Linked DNA regions of Homo sapiens: all the other regions are linked to region 1. Evidence: chromatin loops called from intact Hi-C (ENCODE). Cell type or tissue: gastrocnemius medialis. All regions are shown on one strand. Region 1 holds the start of BCL2L13 (BCL2 like 13). Region 2 has its middle 7.6 kb from the start of LINC00528. Region 3 holds the start of SLC25A18 (solute carrier family 25 member 18). Region 4 holds the start of LOC105372850 (a long non-coding RNA gene).

Region 1 (5,000 bases):
TTTCATGCTAATGCATGACATGTGCCTCCCTCAAATCATGTTGCCTCATGGGCTTATTGGCACATTACCGTCTGAGGAAGAACAAGAAAAAAAAATAAACCAATCTGAAAATACCACCCACCCCCACTTTGTATATATATTAAACAAGAACTCTTGGTGAACATTTATTTGGAATAAGATACAAATCAAAATCCTGTCTAAAAAATGATAAATGCAGACTGGAACTAAGTGAATGTTTAACACTTGTGTTTTGTATGCCTGAAGTATTTCACAATAAAATACATATCTATTTAGGCCGGGCGCAGTGGCTCATGCCTGTAATCCCAGCACTTTGGGAGGCCGAGGCGGGCAGATCGCGAGGTCAGGAGATCGAGACCATCCTGGCTAACACGGTGAAACCCCGTCTCTACTAAAAATACAAAAAATTAGCCTGTCGCGGTGGCGGGCACCTGTAGTCCCAGCTACTCGGGAGGCTGAGGCAGGAGAATGGTGTGAACTCAGGAGGCAGAGCTTGCAGTGAGCCGAGATCGTGTCATTGCACTCCAGCCTGGGCGACAGAGCGACACTCCGCCTCAAAAAAAAAATATATATATATATATAAAAAATTAATAAACAAACATATATATATTTTTTGAGTCAGGGTCTCTGTCATCCAGACTGAAGTACAGTGGAGCAATCACAGCTCACAGCAGCCTTGATCTCCCGGGCTCAAGCAGTCCTCCCTCTCGCCTCAGTCTTCCAAGTAGCTGGGACCTATGCCTGGCTAATTTTTTTTTTTTTTAATTTTTTGTGAAGACAAGGTCTCCTTATGTTGCCCAGGCTGGTCTCGAACTCCCGGGCTCAAGCAATGCTCCTGCCTGAGCCTCCCAAAGTGCTGGGATTACAGTGAGCCATCGCAAACAGCCAAATGAAATGTTGTTAATGATTATTACTGTTGCAAACCACTTGTCCTAAAAGCTTAATGTGTGTGATATTTAATACATGTTGATTAGATTATGTGCTAGTAAACACAAGTCTGTTTTTTTACAAGACTGGTTAGATATAGCCTTAGGCATCTTTCAATTGAATTCAACTACTGGTCCTTGCTGTAGGAGACAACTAAAAATAAAATAAAAAGTGAATCCAACTACTGAATATACTCTTCCACATAAAAAATGAGCCATTGGAAAAAAAATACAGAACAGTACCTGACCATTCCTAGTAAAAAGATTTTCAATACCCTTAACTGCCTATTACCAAATGAAGAATACTTCACTTGGGGGAGAGAGGGTGTTAAAAATGAAAATAATACTTCATGCGGTGGCGCGGGGGTGGTTGAAAAAAAGGTATCACCGTGCGCGGTGGCTCACGCCTGTAATCCCAACACTTTGGGAGGCTGAGGCGGGGGGATGACCAGAGATTGGGAGTTCGAGACCATCCTGACCAACATGATGAAACCCCGTCTCTACTAAAAATACAAAATTAGCCCCGCGTGGTGGCGCATGCCTGTAATCCCAGCTACTCGGGAGGCTGAGGCAGGAGAATGGCTTGAACCCAGGAGGCGGAGGTTGCGGTAAGCTGAGATCGCGCCATTGCACTCCAGCCTAGGCAACAAGAGGGAAACTCTGTCTCAAAAAAAAAAAAAAAGAAAGAAGGTATCTGAAGGGTGTGGCAACTCATCCAAGGTCACACTAGTCAGGGCAGAGAGCAACATTCTGCTTTATACTAAACCTCCAGAGGAAATCTTATAATTTCGCCAAAGAAGTTTTTGTTTTGTTTTACGCAACAACAACAAAAAAATAAAAGTAAGGAGGGAGGGCTCTCAGCTTAGTTCAAACTTCTAAACAGAGACAGTGAGATAGCTATTTTGAATAAACAAACACTTGTGCAGGGAGTGGCTAAGAGCTAACCAAAGCCAGCAGTCAACAGCATGTGAACAACTGGCCAGATCCGTCCGATTTTCAACGCTAGGTTAGAGCCTCCACTCAGAAAGTCGGTTATGAAGGCAAGAAATAGGATCTTTACAGAATGTTGGGAGGATAAATCAAAGGGGGAAAATGACTCCGTGTGAACTGTACTGCCTCCAAGGGCAAGAAGGCAGTTTTTTTCTGAAAAAATAGGTGTCAGAACAGCAGTGAATTAAGGTTAAGAAACAAGACTTCTAACAATCTCTGAGAAGAAACGACTAAGACTGGCAAAGCTAATCTTCCAGTGTTCTAAGTGAATCGCAGGAAAACCTTTCCCTCAACCAAAAAGAAGTCGCCGTTCCCCAGTTTAGCCCTAAAAATGGACCCGGGTTTTCCACGTGAAGCTGTCTGTGGGGAAGGACAGCGGCGTGGAGCCAGGGCCGAGCTCCTCCGCCTCCGGCACCCCACGCCGGAAGAAGCCTGCTCAGCGGCGGGGCCGCGCGGCCAGGTCCGGTCACGGTGAAGCGGACCCCTAAGCTCCGAGCACCTTCGGGCGAAGGAGCGCCGGTGTAGACACACACACTCAAACTCACGCGTCGTCGGAACCACTGGGGAGTCGGTGGCTCGATACGGTCTCTGGGCACTTTCCTACCCAGGTGAAAACCACCTCCTCACCCAGCTCAGCCTTCCCGGAACCCCACTCCCCTCACCTGGCCCTGGCCCCTGCCCCAGAAGAGATGAAAGAGGCGGCGGCGGCAGTTGCTTCCGACAGGGTCCCCCAGCGGCGGTGAGTGCTCCGACCCGCGGCCCTAATCTACCGCCGCCGCCATGTTGGAGGGTGAGGTCACCCCGGCGTGCCTTCGTCACGGCCGGCGTCGGGGCGGGACCTGAACTACCTGACATCCGGAACGGTATCCGGAGCGGAAGGACCGACCAACGGAGGCCCCGGAGGTCTCTCCGTCCAGATGTGACCTGAAGACCCAAACCCTCCTAGCCCGCCCAAATCTGATTGCGACGTTCGGAAGTTCCGTCTCTCAGATCATTTCCGGAGTCGAGGGGTTGGGATTCTGACCGGCTGGTCGCTGTGTTGGAGGAAGGGCAGGCGATTCCAGGGAAAGAAGCCTTGCTGCATGCACAGGCTATGTTCAGTTCCACAAACATGTATTGCGTTTCAAGTGTTTGCCAAGGGAGCAGGTCAAATAAGTATCTACACAGTCACGACAGCCTCGATGTTCGCCACTAGTTGGGGCAGATGGTCCTTGAAGGTTGGGAAGGAATTCCGGGGAGGGAATATAGCGGGGTGGTGTAGAGAGGTCCTCCTAGGCGAAGGGAACTGGCTGAGCAGAGGCGCCAGGGCATGAAGGAAGTCTTAACTAGTAACCCGCTTTTGTTAACAGTACCTGGAACACACAGCGCCTGGAACATACTTAACTTGTATTAATGGATGTTTGTTTACTTGAATCCGAGAGTTCTTTGGAGGAGTATCGGAAGGTATCTAGGAGAGAGGATACAGTGTGTTTTAGGGAGATCAAATTGCCCGTGGTGTGTGTACTGAATTGGAACAAGGAGGGCATTGACAATAAGGAGTTAGAAGACTGAGCCAGATCAGAAGTGATAAAATCCTGATGGGGAGTGACTGCCAGTGGATACAGAGTTTCTTTTTGGGGTGATGGTGGCACGACTCTTTGAAATACTGAAAACTACTGAATTGTACACTATAGGTGAATTCTATGTTATGAGATCTATATCTCAACAAGGCTATTCTAAAGGAAGTGATAAAAGAGTTGAACTGCTATTGTGGGGCTGGTGCCACAGGATGCTTTTTAAGCCCGAGTGACTGAGGAAAGGATGGTGCCATTAATAGGGACATAAAGTTTTGCAAAGGAAAGGCTTAGTGACCTTGGAAAACTAATAGTACAGGCCGGGTGTGGTGGATCACTCCTGTAATCCCAGCACTTTGAGAAGCCAAGGTGGGCGGATCACTTGAGGTCAGGAGTTTCAGACCTGCCTGGCCAACATGGTGAAACTCCCCATCTGTACTAAAAACACAAAAAATTAGCCAGGTATGGTGTCACGCGCCTGTAATCCCAGCTACTTGGGAGGCCGATGCAGGAGAATCGCTTGAGCCTGGGAGGCAAAGGTTGCAGTGAAATGGGTAACCAAAAATGAAGACTTTTTTTTTTTTTTTTTGAGGCAGAGTCTCACTCTGTCGCCCAGGCTGGAGTGCAGGGGCGCGATCTCAGCTCACTGCAACCTCTGCCTTTCGGGTTCAAGCGATTCTCCTGCCTCAGCCTCCCAAGTAGCTGGGATTACAGGCACCCACCACCATGCCCAGCTAATTTTTGTATTTTTAGTAGAGGCAGAGTTTCTCCACGTTGGTTAGGCTGGTCTTGAACTCCTGACTTCAGGTGATCCACTCGCCTTGGCCTCCCAAAGTGCTGGGATTACAGACGTGAGCCACCGTGCCTGGCTTTTTAAAAATTTTTAATAGAGACGGGGTCTCACCATGTTGGCCAGGCTAGTCTCCTACTCCTGACCTCAAGAGATCCGCCTGCCTCAGCCTCCCAAAGTGCTGGGATTACAGGGGTGCGCCACCGCGCCCGGCCCTAATTTTACTTTTAAGGTCTGTGCAGTTCACTGTATGTACACTTTACCTAAAAAAACTTTCAAAAATGTAACATGCAATAATTTATTTTGGGAGGTACTTATGTTACCAATTTGGTACATACTTAAGTTCATTTCTTTCACATTGCTCTCAGTCTTTTCCTTTATTTATTTATTTATTTTTTATTATTATTTTCTCGAGACAGAGTCTTGCTCTGTCACCCAGGCTGTAGTGCAATGGCGCGATCTCAGCTCACTGAACCTCACCTCCTGGGTTCAAGCGATTCTCCTGCTTCAGCCTCCTGAGTAGCTGGGATTACAGGCACCCACCACCACACCTGGCTAATATTTTTTTTTTGTATTCTTAGTAGAGATAGGGTTTCGCCATGTTGGCCAGGCTGGTCTCCAACTCTTGGCCTTGGGTGATCACCCCTCTCGGCCTCCCAAAGTGCTGGGATTACAGTCGTGAGCCACCATGCCTGGTCTTATTTATTTTTTTAGAGACAAGGT
Region 2 (5,000 bases), 150 kb before region 1:
TGAGTCAGGGTGATGCTGTGGTCCTGGCAGCCCTCCTTCCAGCCCTGCCTGGCTCTGTCCTGCAGCACAGCTGACCCGGGAGTCCATGGCATGGGGTCTGCAGCACCCACGCCTAAACCTTTCAGATGTTTCAACGATCTCGAGGTCATTCAGTGCGTAGGGTCACTGCTCGTTAGCCTGAAAATTGTCCCCAGGAGATTACAGGGAACAGTCCTGGCCAGCTCCTCTTTCTTTGTTCTAAGAAGCCTCCGAGGCACGCCCCAGCTGTCTCTCTAACCCCTCCCTCGGTGTGTTGCATTGTTGGGAGCACGGCTGACCCTGTGACCATCCAGGGGCGCCATGCAGGGAGGGAAAGACCGCAGCAGCTCTGTGCACGTGAGCCACACCGCCTACAGGCAGCTAGAAGCCACTCAGTGGAAGCTGGCTCCCAGTCCTTCCAGCTGCGTTCCCAGCTATTCCAGAACAAAGAAAGGCCTGGCTGGGACAAATGTGGGCGTGTCAGGTAGAACAGAGGACAAAAATGGATGAGCAGCTCAAAGTGCATATCCTGTGGCCCTAGAGGACATCCCGTACAAGGAGAGCTGGGTCACTTGCCTGTTGGGAAAGGAAATGGGGCTTGGTAGTCACCTGACCCCCAGGCTCTTGTTCCTCAGAAGGGCTTGCTTGTCAGAGCTGCACCAGGCAGCCTTGGGCTGCAGTTCACAGCCACCTCAGGTGGCAGGAAATGATAAGTATTGCTTTAGGGAGGACACCAGAAAGGAAGGCTGCTGGGCCAGGCCAGAGCCACTGTCAGAAGCACACAAAAAGGCCACACGCCGTGGCGCACGCCTGTAATCCCAGCACTTCTGGAGACCGAGGCATGAGGGTCACCTGAGGTCAGGAGTTCAAGACCAGCCTGGCCAATATGGCGAAACCACGTCTCTACTAAAAATACAAAAATTAGCTGGGTGTGGTGGCACACTGGAGAGCCTGAGGCAAGAGAATTGCTTGAACCTGGGAGGTGGAGGTTGCAGTGAGCCAAGATTGTGCCACTGCACCCTGGGTGACAGTGAGACTCTGTCAAAAAAAAAAAAAAAAAAGTATAGGCTCTATCATTTTTAAATTTTAAAAACTATTTTAAAACAAAAAACAAGAAGCTCTTCTTTCATGAACCACCACATCTTTAACAGCTCCAAAGTCCCTCCTGAACCCTGAATCCTCACATAGTCCCATCTTAAGAATCAGCCAAAAATGAAGGGACAAGACATGCCATTTTATTCCATTTTATAAGCTGGCCACACTGGCCCACGTGCTAGACCCTCCCCTCTTCGTGTCCCCTGCTCGGATGACCTCCCCAGTGATGCCCAGTGAGGAGGGTGAGGCCATACCACCCAAACACTGGCCGGGGGCCGGAGCCTCCTGCCGCACACAGCACAGGAGCCTATGAGACCAGGCCCGTGGCCCTCCCAACAGCCTGTGGCTGCTCAGCTTCACCAGGAGCTTTTTCAGCAGCCTCTTCGTGTGCCCCCTGCCCCAAGGTCTTCCTGCAGCGGGGGCTTTGCCGGGGAAGGCAGAGGAGTCCAGTTGCTGTGGGTAGGCCACATGTGCCACAGCCACACTGCCAGAGAAGCCACCTACTGCCAGGACGGAGGAGGAAGACAGTCCCTGTGCTGCACACACAGCCCCTTTTCATGCCCCCGCGGCGTCCGAGCCACAGAGTGCACATCCAGTACTGGAGCAGGCTGTTTCCAGCCGTGGGGCCCAGGGTGGGGCCAGGGTGGGGTGGCTCAGGACTAGGTGGATGGGGCTGAGGGCCTCCCTGGACAGTCAACACCTGAACCGTGGTGAGGCTGCCAGTATTGAGTGGTCCCCAAAGTAGCCAGGGATAGCATCCTCCAGACGCGTAGGTGCGTGTGGAGCTACCTCGCGCAGCTGTGTGACACGAGACTGACTGAAGCTGCTGGTGTCTGCCCACCCACAAGAGGGCGGCAGGGAGCACAAGTTAGGTGAGCACCAGCTCGGTGTCCTGGCGGGATGTGTTCCTGTCTCTTCCCCCGACGTCAGCCTGGTCACAGCACTCACCCGGCCGGCGCCTCGCATTCCTCCCACCGACTTGGGACTGCTGACCAACTTAGGATGGGGGAGCACGTGGGAAGGCTGGAGGTTCCGGAGTCGGGCCCCGTGTAGATGCACAGATGCCTCCTGATGGGAGAACCCTAGGAGGACTCGGGAGGCAGCCCCCTGCAGCTCGAGGCCAGCCTCCCTGTTTCACGAACTTGCTGGGCCCCCGTGGAGTCCGTGTTCCCAGAGGGTTCAGCCGGCCCCATTGCCCCAGCCACCCCTCCACCCAGGCAGCAGGTCAGAGCTGGTGTCCCAGCAGCAGCTCCAGGGACAGGCCACGGGTCCCTGGGTCTTCACAAGGCCATCGTCAAGGATGAGGGATTTGTCCAGATGGGTGCTGGAGTGTCAGCGTTGAGGGGCTGCTCAACCCACAGGCACCCGGCCCAGCAGGCGAGAGGAGCCTCTCAGTGGTCAGCCCCCATGAGTGTCCAGGGCCTGCCTTTCTTTTCTTTTTTCTTTTTTCTTTTTTTTTTTTTTGAGACAGAGTTTTGCTCTTGTTGCCCAGGCTGGAGTGCAATGGCGCGATCTCGGCTCACCACAACCTCCGCCTCCCAAGTTCAAGTGATTCTCCTGCCTCAGCCTCCTGAGTAGCTGGGATTACAGGCACACGCCACCATGCCCGGCTAATTTTGTATTTTTAGTAGAGATGCGGTTTCTCCATGTTGGTCAGGCTGATCTCGAACTCCCGACCTCAGGTGATCCGCCCACCTCAGCCTCCCAGAGTGCTGGGATTACAGGCGTGAGCCACTGCGCCCGGCCCAGGGCCTGCCCCTCTAGCCCCCGGTTGTCTCCCCGGCAGAGTGGCTGCCAGGTCTTTCTCGGGAGAAAAGGAGAGAGAGGCACCTGGCAGCCAGCAGCTCCCTTTCCCCAGTGGGTCTCACTTCTTTTAAAAATGTTTTTAGAGAATTAAATACCTTTCAAAAATGTATCTCGGACCAAACTTGTTCCCTCGGGGGGCTGGGATGCCTTCCACCCGGAGGCCCCAGCACAGGGACCACCTGCCCAGCCAGACCGCCTCAGCAGGCAGCTCCTGCAGGTCCCGACTCTCTCGGCTCCTCCATGGCCAGTCATTCCCGCCCGTCCCCTGCGCTCTGTGTCTGTAGCTGCTAAGTTGCCGCTGCTGGCTGGTAAGAGAATTCTTCCTGTCCTTCCCCTGGTGTGGCCATGTATTTTGACAAGAAAAGACAAGCAGGAAATTGTCTTTTTCCCCAAGCTTCTTGCCCACGTCAAGGGCAGGCCTGCTCCACCAGCATCTGCCAATGCTTTGTTATCTCGGAGCAATCGCGTGCAGCTAATGGGAGGGGTCTCTGCTGTTGGAGAGGGTGGGATGGGAGGAGTCTCAGAATCAAGATCCAGGCAAGATCAGGGATAAAAAATTGGAAACCCACTTATTTCAAGCCAGGATTGTGATAAGAAGGACTTTGGTGAACAGCCCTAGGGTGAGGCCCACAAGCAGAAGCAATCGGATGGCACCAAAGACAGCACCGGCCCCCAGAACCCTGCAGAGCCTTGAGTAAGCGGGGAAGGCTTGCTGGCCTTCCCAGGCATGAGCATCCTATCCCTGGCCCCAGGGAGGGGGTAGTCTCTGCTCCCACCAGGTCAAGGTTTGGAGGAGGGTGAAGAACTTCGTGCATGAGACAAGGGGCATCAGAACAAGGTCCACCCCCAGCCTCCTCCCCCTAGCACCATCCTTTCCTCCTCCCTGGAGAGTCCTCCAAGGCCCCGGGGAGAACTAAAGCACAGCCACGCTCTTGGCAAGGCACCATGGCAGCAGAGCACGTAGGCGTAAGCACATGCAGTAGAGAGATTTGGTGTAGAGAAATAGAGATTAAGTAGGGCTAAGGCAGCTATAAACGTCATAGTTTTAGATGCATTTTCAGGTGCCAAAGAATTGCCCTTGGCTTTGAGAGCTGGACGGTGAGCTCAGCTGGGGCTGGGAGCCGGTGGCACCGTGTAGTACTGAAGCTTTCCCACACAGGGCCCAGGGGTGGCAGCGCCCCATCCAGGGAAGTCCCCTGGGTGGATCCGCCATTCAAAACTTTCCTGTCCTTTTCCTCCACGCCAGCGGAGATACAGGCTAAGACTCCCTAATGCAGGATTTCCTTTGAGCATCATGTCGGCAAAGATTCCAAAATCTGAAAAATTGAAACACCTCTGGTCCCAAGCATTCTAGATAAAGGGATACACACCCACCTGAAGGCCCCCCCCCCCCGCTTCTCCATCAGCACCTCTAAAGATGATCCCAAGAGCCTTCATCCCTCTCTCCAGGAAGATCTTTTACTGGAGGCCACATGCCTGTGAGAACCAAGCGCTAGACCAGGCGTCTGCCTGGCTGGCTGATGCCGGGTGCGGCTCTCCAAGCCTGTTTCTACCTTTGAACCAGGAAAAGAACATCCACTTCTCTGCCCCGTAAACAGATCCTAGACGCTGAGCACTTTGGGTTTTGTGGGGTGCTGGGCCATCCCTCTGTGGCTGCCTGAGTTGGTCCCATACAGGCATCTCTTCCCTGAAGGCTGACCCGGCCCTGCCCACGGCACGCCTGGGAGCGGCTCCTGCCCAGGCCTATGGCCGGAAACGCCACAGTGGCTCCTCTGGCTGGCATGAACTTCACGATGACACCTGGGTCTCAGTGCAGTTTGTAGGAAAGGAAGGATGCCACGGGGTCAGATCGTGTGTGGGGGAGATTTGGTACAGAAGCGAACACAGGAATGAAGATGGCAGAAACGTCACGTAAGGCGAGGCGTGTGTCTGCTGGCCTCTCGCCTATCGCAGGTCTGAACTGCGCACAGCATAAGGCTGCAGTGCTGAGACTCAGCCCCTCCCCGGGGGGCCACAGCCTGGGCCGTTCACTCTGCACGTGGCAGTCTTGGTTTCTGCACCTTTGAGCAGAATGCTAGACA
Region 3 (5,000 bases), 76 kb after region 1:
CATGCCCCATCATGCCCGGCTAATTTTGTGTTTTTAGTAGAGACGGGGTTTCTCCATGTTTGTCAGGCTGGTCTTGAACTCCCCACCTCAGGTGATCTGCCTGCCTCGGCCTCCCAAAGTGCTGGTATTACAGGCGTGAGCCAACACACCTGTCCAAAAATTTTTTTAAAAAATTACTCAAAAAAACCCCAAACAAAAAATTAGCCAGGCGCTGCGGTGTGTGTCTGTAGTTCTAGCTACTTGGGAGGTCGAGGAAGGAGGATCATTTGAGCCCTGGGGTTGGAGGCTGCAGTGAGCTATGATCATACCACTGCACTTCAACTTGGCAAGACCCTATCTCTATTAAAAAATAGAAAATTTGGCAGGGCGTGGTGGCTCACGCCTGTAATCCCAGCACTTTGGGAGCCCGAGGTGGGTGGATCACGAGGTCAGGAGATCGAGACCATCCTGGCCAACATGGCAAAACCCCGTCTCTACTAAAAAATACAAAAAATTAGCTGGGTATAGTGGCAGGCACCTGTAGTCCCAGCTACTCGGGAGGCTGAGGCAGGAGAATGGCGTGAACCCGGGGGGGCGGAGTTTACAGTGAACCGAGATTGTGCCACTGTACTCCAGCCTGGGTGACAGAGCAAGACTGTCTCAAAAACAAAACAAAACAAAACAAAACAAAAACAGAATGAGTCTGCACAGAGTGACAAATGAGGCTGCAGGCAGAAATAAGAGCATCCCGAGGGAGGGCTCCTGGGCTCAAGCGATCCACCCACCTCACCCTCCTGAGTAGCTGGGATCACAGGTGCACACCATCAACCTGGCTAATTAAAACAATTATTTTTTTGTAGAGGTGGGGCCTCATTATGTTGCCTGGGCCTGATTTTTTTTTTTTGGAGACAGAGTCTTGCTCTGTCCCCCAGGCTGGAGTGCACTGGCTCAATCTTGGCTCACTACAACGTCCATCTCCCAGGTTCAAGTGAGTTTCCTGCCTCAGCCTCCCGAGTAGCTGGGACTACCACACCTGCTACCACGCCTGGCTAATTTTTTGTATTTTTAGTATAGATGGGGTTTCACGTTAGCCAGGATGGTCTCCATCTCTTGACCTCGTGATCCGCCCGCCTTGGCCTCCCAAAGTGCTGGGATTACAGGTGTGAGCCACCGCGCCCCAGCCAACTTAAGTCCTTTCTAAAAATTTTTTTTACTTTATATAAACTGTTTGTATTCTTTTTTCTATGCTATGCCTCAGGTTTGAAGATGTTCAGCTCAGATTACCTGCATCTAAGGACCAAAATGTAAATGCCAGGGCCATTCTTCCAGGTCAGTTTGCATCAGAACCATGCAGGTTGCATCTGTTGCTAGTTACAAGAGAGAGCTAGGCCCTTCTTCAGTTTAAGGTCTTAGGCGGGATGCCAAAATCTGCATTTCCAGCAAGTTCCCAGATGATGGCCAGGCTACATTGTGAGAACATCACAATAGATCATGTGAGTGAGAATGATCAGGGCAGGCTGAGGTGGTGGGGAGAGGAACACCATCACTTCTCCCAAGCTGCAGTTTCTGCAGATCTACGCTGCCTTTGGGAAATGTTTAGCATCACACTGGACATAATTACTTGCGCTGCATTTTCTGAATTACACAGTCTTCGTCTTAGAGTGGAGCCAGGGCAAAAGAGGAATTCAAGCTGGAACAAGGAGTCCGAGAAGACGCGACTGCTGGACAGAACAAGCGATGAAGCCAGTCCCCAAACTGATGAGCCCGCAGCTCCATCCAAATTAAATGGGCTGAGAACACCAACACTCCACCCTCCCGGTACGATTGCATGGCAGGGAGGAACCAAAAATATTTTTCCTTCATCTGCTATCTCAGCTAAGCAGTACACTCTTTCTAGCACCTCACTAGAGTCCAGTTTTTCTGTATTCTGTATTCACAATACAGGTTTATTATGAACTCTGAGCAGATGAGGCTATTTTTCCCCCTTTTGGTTTCTTAGTAACTAGGCAAAGTACAAGGCTCACGGTGGGTATTTAATAAATACTTACTGACAACTTGCCTGCAAGCGAGTCGACGTTCATCTCAGTTGTTGAGGCACTCACGGGCCAGGCTTCACTCGACTCTTCTCACTGCCTACTCAGTTCCTTCTCAAAGCAAAGCCCGTGGATATATCCAAGGAACTGGCTTCATTGCTTTTAAAAATTCTGTCCAGCTTTAACTGGCTAGAATAGGGGTCCTCGTCCTTGTCATATGCTGTCCAGAATGAAGTCCAAATCCAGGATTCTGGGAGCATGTCATGCTTTCTCGAACCTGCAGGAGTCTCAAGGGCACCTGCATTGATATGCATGTCATGGCTGTAGAAGGGGGCTGGCATTGCAGCACACAATAGCCAAATCTGGGGATTTTCCAGATGCCTTCGCCTTCTTGGCTAGTATTTTTCACTGAAGGTTTTTTATAAAACTGCTTAAGGAAACTAGGGGAGTGAGCATTGCTAGCAGAAAGGGGACTAAAATAGATGCACAGAGGTCCCTTAAAAGTCCAAAGGAACACCACGAGGCCAGGGAAACATCTGCAGGGTCAATGCAGAGAAATCAACAGCAGTTGTGGGGGAGGACAGTGAAGGCAGCCACACAGCAGGCAGCTGCTGCTGGGTCACCCAGGGCTCTGCCGCGGCTCCATGAGCGCCCAGAAGGAAAGGTCCCATGATACCTCTTGCATAACAACTGCATGACATAGGCCGTTCACCTTCCAGGAAGATTCCAGGGTAAAGATCAGCCCCCAAATAGCCCGTCTGGATGGTTATTTTCTCAATTCCGTTGGTAGCACTCTCAGAGAACATAGAGTATAGCAAAATGGAGCCCACAAAGGGGCTGATTTATAAAACTTGCGTTGCCTTTCCTTCCAGTAACACGAATTGGTTTAGAGACAAGAGACATTAATCTTTAACAAGAGAAGCACCTATGGATGTCTCCAAATGTCAAAATAGAAAGTTGATCAGAACTTTTGAGACTAATCTACAGTAACAATGTATAGCTTCCTGTCTCCCTAAATCTTGCCCGAGTAGCTTTTATGCTCTTATTTTAAGAAGCTCACTGTGTAGGATTATCTGTGTAAGATATATTTACCCAGGATGCTTAACAAGCGTTAAACAGTAACAGTTCCAAAAATAGAGCCACATTTACACTGCCTACTGCACTGTTTTGAAACAGTTAACCAGTGGAAGATGCTAACTTTTGGTACATATATTTGTTGCTGGTTTTGGCCCGAAGAAGATAAATCTGGAAGCACTCTAAATGGCTAAGTTCCTTATAAAAAATAAAGGCCGGGCACAGTGGCTCACGCCTGTAATTCCTAGCACTTCGGGAGGCTGAGGCAGACAGATCACTTGAGCTCAGTTCTAGACCAGCCTGGGCAACATCGTGAGACAAAAAATTAGCTGGGTGTGGTGGGGTGCCCCTGTAGTCCCAGCTGCTTGGGAGGCTGTGGTGAGAGGACTGCTTGAGCCCGGGAGATTGAGGCTGCAGTGAGCTGAGACCATGCCACTGTACCTAGCCTGGGCAACAGAGTGAAACCCTGTCTCAAGAAAAATTAAAGCCTATCTTTTTTTTTTTTTTTCATGTTGTGAGAATTTAATAAGTCAATGAACATAAGGTGCTTAGAACCAAGCTTAGGGTATGGAAAACAGAGAATAGATGTTTCTTGTTATTCTTTTTTTTTTTTTAATTTATTTTTTTATTGATAATTCTTGGGTGTTTCTCACAGAGGGGGATTTGGCAGGGTCATGGGACAATAGTGGAGGGAAGGTCAGCAGATAAACAAGTGAACAAAGGTCTCTGGTTTTCCTAGGCAGAGGACCCTGCGGCCTTCCGCAGTGTTTGTGTCCCTGGGTACTTGAGATTAGGGAGTGGTGATGACACTTAACGAGCATGCTGCCTTCAAGCGTCTGTTTAACAAAGCACATCTTGCACCGCCCTTAATCCATTTAACCCTGAGTGGACACAGCACATGTTTCAGAGAGCACAGGGTTGGGGGTAAGGTCACCGATCAACAGGATCCCAAGGCAGAAGAATTTTTCTTAGTGCAGAACAAAATGAAAAGTCTCCCATGTCTACTTCTTTCTACACAGACACGGCAACCATCCGATTTCTCAATCTTTTCCCCACCTTTCCCGCCTTTCTATTCCACAAAACTGCCACTGTCATCATGGCCCGTTCTCAATGAGCTGTTGGGCACACCTCCCAGACGGGGTGGTGGCCGGGCAGAGGGGCTCCTCACTTCCCAGTAGGGGCGGCCGGGCAGAGGCGCCCCTCACCTCCCGGACGGGGTGGCTGGCCGGGCGGGGGGCTGACCCCCCACCTCCCTCCCGGACGGGGTGGCTGCCGGGCGGAGGGGCTCCTCACTTCTCAGACGGGGTGGTTGCCAGGCAGAGGGTCTCCTCACTTCTCAGACGGGCCGGCTGGGCAGAGACGCTCCTCACCTCCCAGACGGGGTCGCGGCCGGGCAGAGGCGCTCCTCACATCCCAGACGGGGCGGCGGGGCAGAGGCGCTCCCCACATCTCAGACGATGGGCGGCCGGGCAGAGACGCTCCTCACTTCCTAGATGGGATGGCGGCCGGGCGGAGACGCTCCTCACTTTCCAGACTGGGCAGCCAGGCAGAGGGGCTCCTCACATCCCAGACGATGGGCGGCCAGGCAGAGACGCTCCTCACTTCCCAGACGGGGTGGCAGCCGGGCAGAGGCTGCAATCTCAGCACTTTGGGAGGCCAAGGCAAGCGGCTGGGAGGTGGAGGTTGTAGCGAGCCGAGATCACGCCACTGCACTCCAGCCTGGGCACCATTGAGCACTGAGTGAACGAGACTCCGTCTGCAATCCCGGCACTTCGGGAGGCCGAGGCTGGCGGATCACTCGCGGTTAGGAGCTGGAGACCAGCCCGGCCAACACAGCGAAACCCCGTCTCCACCAAAACCAGTCAGGCGTGGCGGCGCGTGCCTGCAATCGCAGGCACTCGGCAGGCTGAGGCA
Region 4 (5,000 bases), 68 kb after region 1:
GTGCCCCATTTCCAGGAGTATTTCCAGATACTGAGTCCTACCTCCTCACCACTCCAGACTCTATTTTTCAAACGTGGAGGTGGCTAAGGATGGTTCTGGTGTAGAGTCAGAAGCAGACAGGTTTTGGGGGGAAGTGGGGAGGAAGTCAGAGAGGAGGTGCAGCACTGTCAACTGATCTCACCACTCAGCAGCATTCAGAGGCTACTCCGGCCACCCCTGCCTGAATCCCACCACCAGAACTAACCTGTGGCCCACCCTGTCTGTTTTGCTAGAAAATAATGAGCTAACAGGAATGATCCATGACTTTTTGTTACTAATGAACATCTGCTCCCTTTCTTAAAGTGCTTAAAGTAATAGAAAAAATAGTAGAAAATCCAGAAGGTACAGAAAACTGTAAAAGGTCTCACTCTGTTGCCCAGGCTAGAGTGCAGTGGCGTGATCTTGGCTCACTGCAGCCTCAACTTCCTTGACTCAAGGGATCCTCCCGCCTCAGCCTCCTGGGTTGTTGAGACTACAGGTGTGCACCATCACGCCCGGTTAATTTTTAAAAAATTATTTGTAGAGGGCTGGGCGCCATGGCTCATGCCTGTAATCCCAGCACTTCGGGAGGCCGAGGCGGGCGGATCACGAGGTCAGGAGATTGAGACCATCCTGGCTAACACGGTGAAACCCCGTCTCTACTAAAAATACAAAAAATTAGCCGGGCGTGGTGGCGGGCGCCTGTAGTCCCAGCTACTCGGGAGGCTGAGGCAGGAGAATGGTGTGAACCCGGGAGGCGGAGCTTGCAGTGAGCCGAGATCGCGCCACTGCACTCCAGCCTGGGCGACAAAGCGAGACTCCGTCTCAAAAAAAAAAAAAAAAAAAAAATTTATTTGTAGAGATGGGGTCTCGCCATGTTGCTAAGGCTGGTCATGAATGCCTGGGCTCAAACAGTAATCCCACCTCAACCACTCAAAGTGCTGGGATTACAGGCGTGAGACACCACACCCAGTGGAAAAGTGATTCTTTTTTTTTTTTTTGAGATGGAGTTTTGCTCTTGTTGCCCAGGCTGGAGTGCAATGGCACGATCTCGGCTCACTGCAACCTTCACCTCCAGAGTTCAAGCAATTCTCCTGCCTCAGCCTCCTGAGTAGCTGAGATTACAGGCATGCGCCAGCATGCCCACCTATATTTCTGTATTTTTAGTAGAGATGTGGTTTCTCCATGTTGGTCAGGCTGGTCTTGAACTCCCGATCTCAGGTGATCCGCCCACCTTGGCCTCCCAAAGTGCTGGGATTACAGGGGTGAGCCACTGTGCCCAGCCGATTCTCCTTTTTTTGAGATGGAGTCTCACTCTGTTGCCCAGGCTGGAGTGCAGTGGCGTGATCTCGGCTCGCTGCAACCCCTGCCTCCCAGGTTCCAGTGATTCTCCTGCCTCAGCTTCCTGAGTAGCTGGGATTACAGGCACGCACCACCACACCTGGCAAAGTTTTTTGTTTTTTTTTTCTGAGACGGGAGTCTTGCTCTGTTGCCCAGGCTAGAGTGCAGGGGCATGATCTCGGTTCACTGCAACCTCCGCCTCCTAGGTTCAAGCGATTCTCCTGCCTCAGCCTCCCAGTAGCTGCGATTACAGGCACGAGCCACCATGCCCGGCTAATTTTTGTATTTTAGTAAATACGGGGTTTCACCATGTTGGCCAGGGTGGTCTCAAACTCCTCACCTCAACTGATCCGTCTGCCTTGGGCCCAGACTTTTTTTTTTTTTTTTCTTTTTGAGACAGTCTCACTGCATTGCCCAGGCTGGAGTGCGGTGGTGTGACCTTGGCTCACTGCAACCTCTGCCTTCTGGGTTCAAACAGTTCTGCCTCAGCCTCCCAAGTAGCTAGGATTACAGGCGTGCTCCATCACGCCCGGCTAATTTGTGCATTTTTACCCTGTTGTCCAGGCTGGTCTTGAACTCGTCAGCCTCAAGTGATCTGCCCACATCAGCTCCCCAAAGTGCTGGAATTACAGGCCTGAGCCACTGCGCCCCGGCTGGAGAAGTGATTCTTAATACATTGTAACTGAGGGTCATATTGTGAACAAGACACACTATTTAGAGAAATGATACTAGCTGCTGAGCTGCAGGGAGGAGCGTGCTGGAGTTTTCCAAGCTCCTCAGATCACATAGCTTTTCGTTCTTCCTGTTTAAAAACGTCCCATTCCCTTGGCTTGACTCCTCTGGCTTCCCCTTCTGTGCAGCCACTGCTAGATCACCACAGATTGTCCCTCCGGATGCCTGAGGGCTCCTAACTCAGCTCCTTGCCTTCAGCCTTGTTGCCTTCAAATCCACCTTCCAAACGGCCAAGTGGGTGAAAGGGCGCGGGGGCTGCCTTCCCACGGCTCTCGGGACAGGCTCCCACTCCCGCACAACCTGCCCTGGTTTTCCTCTCCCTCACCCCCTGCTTTCAACTTTTGCTTTCGGAACACGTCAGTCTTGCTTCCGAGTCTTGCACATACTGTCCCCTTCACCCAGGACACTCTTTCCGCATCCAAACCCAGTGATTTACAAACTGTTCTTTGGGCTTCAGCTCAGACGTCACCTCCTCCCACATGCCTTTCTGGAGTCACCCCATTCTTGGCTAGGAGCCCTCTCCTGTTAACCCATTGAATATTCAGTTGCAGCACTTACTGCATTACATTGACACTGACTTGCTTCCCCATGAAAATTACCAGTTATTTGTGAGTTAAGACGGTCTTGAGGCTGGGCACGGTGGCTCACGCCTGTAATCCTAGCACTTTGGGAGGCCAAGGCGGGCAGATCACCTGAGGTTAGGAGTTCGAGACCAGCCTGGCCAACATGCTGAAGCCCCATCTCTACTAATAGAAAAAAAAATTAGCCAGGCATAGTGGCATGCACCTGTAGTCCCAGCTACTCGGGAGGCTGAGGCAGGAGAATTGCTTGAACCCAGGAGGCGGAGGTTGCGGTGAGCCGCCATCATGCCACAGCACTCCAGCCTGGGCGACAGAGTAAAACTGTCTCAACAACAACAAAAAGTCTTGGGGCAGTATCCTGGCCACGGCGCAGAGGCATCCAGTAAGCATCCTCAAATCAAGAAGCCACAATGACTCCCCATCTGACTTTGCTGTCAGACTTGTCACGAGACTGCTGGCTCCACTGTAGAGCTGTGCTCATTTATTCCCACTGTGAGGAGCTGGGTTGGGGGCCTCAGGGTGATGACCACGTCCCCGCCTACTTCCTCTTATTAGCAGAGCAAGGGTGAGTGTTCCCAGGAATGAGCCCCTCACACTAGTAGCCAGGAGCCAGTTCTTGACTTATTGCCAAGAAAATCACTTGCTTCCTGGCTTGGATGTTGCCTGGGATACCCCATGGTCAGGGGCGGCCACTTCCTCGTGCCCACCCCTTCTGACTCTATCCAACAAATGGGATGAGTGTCCCTGTCCCACTGGCTGCTCTTCCCCTTTCCCCCAATGGTTTATTTGCTAGAAGAGTCTTTTCCTACCAACTCTGAGCTTGATGCAGACAGACAAGACACTTACCTGCTTTCGGTAAGAACCTCTGCCTTTTCTGGAACCCAGGATATAGTTCAGATCGCTGCTGAGCTGCAGGGAGAGGTGGCTTTCAGTGTCAGCCAGCTTGGACTGGTTTTCCCTTCTGTGGTCAGTTTCCCTCCCTCTGCCTCCCCCTCATCACCACTGCAGGGTTCCAGACTCTCACCGCACACTGCACCTTCAAATAGGTTGGGTTTGAAGCAAAACCCAAAGAGGCTACTATCCAGTCAAGCCACGCTGCACCTCCCCAGGTGGCAAGTAGGTTGCTGTTTACTTGGTGGCTAGTATGACTCGGACAAAAAGTCCAGGCTGGGAAAAGATTTTAACAAGGCAGCTTGGGGGTGAGGGGAGATTCACCGCCCACTCAGAGACCTGGAAGCCAGGGAGGAGGACAAACACTGAAAATCAATGCAACGCAAACACTTTTGCAAGACATTTGGTGCCAGAAGCAAATCTCTGCTTCTCAGTCTCATGCACTTTTCTTACTGCTGATAACCGGCTATTTCAATGATCCTGGGAGGCATCCTCCCTGCAGGAACACATTTTCCTTTCACTTTGCATGTATTTGTTGGGGGCTATCACGTGCTCAGCTGCAGGAGGGCTGCAATGTAGTTTTGGCACATTCTCAATGCTTAAGAATGTTACAAGTGTAAAAAGCAAAGAAGAGGGCTGGGCGCGGTGGCTCACGCCTGTAATCCCAGCACTTTGGGAGGCCGAGGCGGGCGGATCACGAGGTCGGGAGATGGAGACCATCCTGGCTAACATGGTAAAACCCCGTGTCTACTAAAAATACAAAAAATTAGCTGGGCGTGGTGGCGGGCGCCTGTAGTCCCAGCTACTCGGGATGCGGAGGCAGGAGAATGGCGTGAACCCAGGAGGCGGAGCTTGCAGTGACCTGGGATCGCGCCACTGCCCTCCAGCCTGGCTACAGGCTGGGCGACTCCATCTCAAAAAAAAAAAAAGTAAAGAAGAGGTTCCTCTTAAAAGACTTTCCTCCCCATCTAATTAAAAATAAGTAGTAATTTCTCTTAAAAGCAAAATTTATTCAAAGACCTGTGCTAACATTCTTAAATATCTACCAGCCATAATAAAAAAAATCAATGTACTTTATACAGGCCGGGCACGGTTGCTCACGCCTGTAATCCCAGAACTTTGGGAGGCCGAAGCAGGTGGATCACAAGGTCAGGAGACTGAGACCATCCTGGCTAACACGGTGAAACCCTGTTTCTACTAAAAATACAAAAAATTAGTCAGGCGTGGTGGCAGGCGCGTGTAGTCCCAGCTACTCGGGAGGCTGAGGCAGGAGAATGGCGTGAATCCGGGACGCAGAGCTTGCAGTGAGCCGAGATCGCACCACTGCACTCCAGCCTGGGTGACAGAGTGAGACTGTCTCAAAAAAAAAAAAAAAAAAAAAAAAAAGATGTACTTTATATTCTCGGCTCCCACAGTTTAGCCTCAATATTTGCCCTG

What was found. Peaks named below come from ENCODE experiments on the same cell type or tissue, not always from the same donor. Only the 100,000 strongest peaks of a DNase experiment are listed, where the experiment ranks them.
Region 2: a loop joins it to region 1, with 6 times the contacts of the local background. A loop is called at or near these places in 17 of 110 quality-filtered maps.
Region 3: it touches region 1 in a loop (5-fold over the local background); 42 of 110 quality-filtered maps call a loop at or near these places.
Region 4: a loop joins it to region 1, with 3.0 times the contacts of the local background. A loop is called at or near these places in 37 of 110 quality-filtered maps.

Annotation. Positions count from the first base shown.
Region 1 is chr22:17,636,483-17,641,482 of GRCh38, reverse strand. It overlaps BCL2L13 (BCL2 like 13), which reads right to left and starts at 2,726. Exons shown (of 7, transcript NM_015367.4): 1 at 2,597-2,726. It also overlaps the pseudogene LOC124905160. RefSeq lists enhancers at 1,844-2,716, 2,485-2,764, 2,885-3,064, 3,115-3,164, 2,717-3,588 and 1 more. In gastrocnemius medialis, no CTCF peak of the experiment used is centred here; DNase peaks (open chromatin) are centred at 1,921 and 2,802; H3K4me3 peaks cover 3,134 bases; H3K27ac peaks cover 4,282 bases.
Region 2 is chr22:17,782,364-17,787,363 of GRCh38, reverse strand. No RefSeq gene overlaps it. Among named protein-coding and RNA genes, the nearest start is that of LINC00528, 7.6 kb to the right of the region's middle. RefSeq lists enhancers at 702-751, 2,002-2,111, 1-2,453. In gastrocnemius medialis, CTCF peaks have their summits at 398, 1,741 and 1,949 (motif pointing right); DNase peaks (open chromatin) are centred at 53, 433, 1,540 and 1,963; H3K27ac peaks cover 2,513 bases.
Region 3 is chr22:17,560,741-17,565,740 of GRCh38, reverse strand. It overlaps SLC25A18 (solute carrier family 25 member 18), which reads right to left and starts at 2,243. Exons shown (of 11, transcript NM_031481.3): 1 at 2,028-2,243. It overlaps LOC105372850 (a long non-coding RNA gene), which reads left to right. Exons shown (of 3, transcript XR_001755420.2): 2 at 1,238-1,472; 3 at 1,628-2,044. RefSeq lists a silencer at 2,178-2,472. In gastrocnemius medialis, no CTCF peak of the experiment used is centred here; DNase peaks (open chromatin) are centred at 640, 1,420, 1,730, 2,630 and 1 weaker place; H3K4me3 peaks cover 2,194 bases; H3K27ac peaks cover 4,066 bases.
Region 4 is chr22:17,568,505-17,573,504 of GRCh38, reverse strand. SLC25A18 (solute carrier family 25 member 18) reads right to left here. Exons shown (of 11, transcript NM_031481.3): 2 at 3,519-3,581. It overlaps LOC105372850 (a long non-coding RNA gene), which reads left to right and starts at 3,427. Exons shown (of 3, transcript XR_001755420.2): 1 at 3,427-3,527. RefSeq lists enhancers at 3,334-4,084, 4,085-4,836. In gastrocnemius medialis, no CTCF peak of the experiment used is centred here; DNase peaks (open chromatin) are centred at 2,484 and 3,190; H3K4me3 peaks cover 2,168 bases; H3K27ac peaks cover 4,196 bases.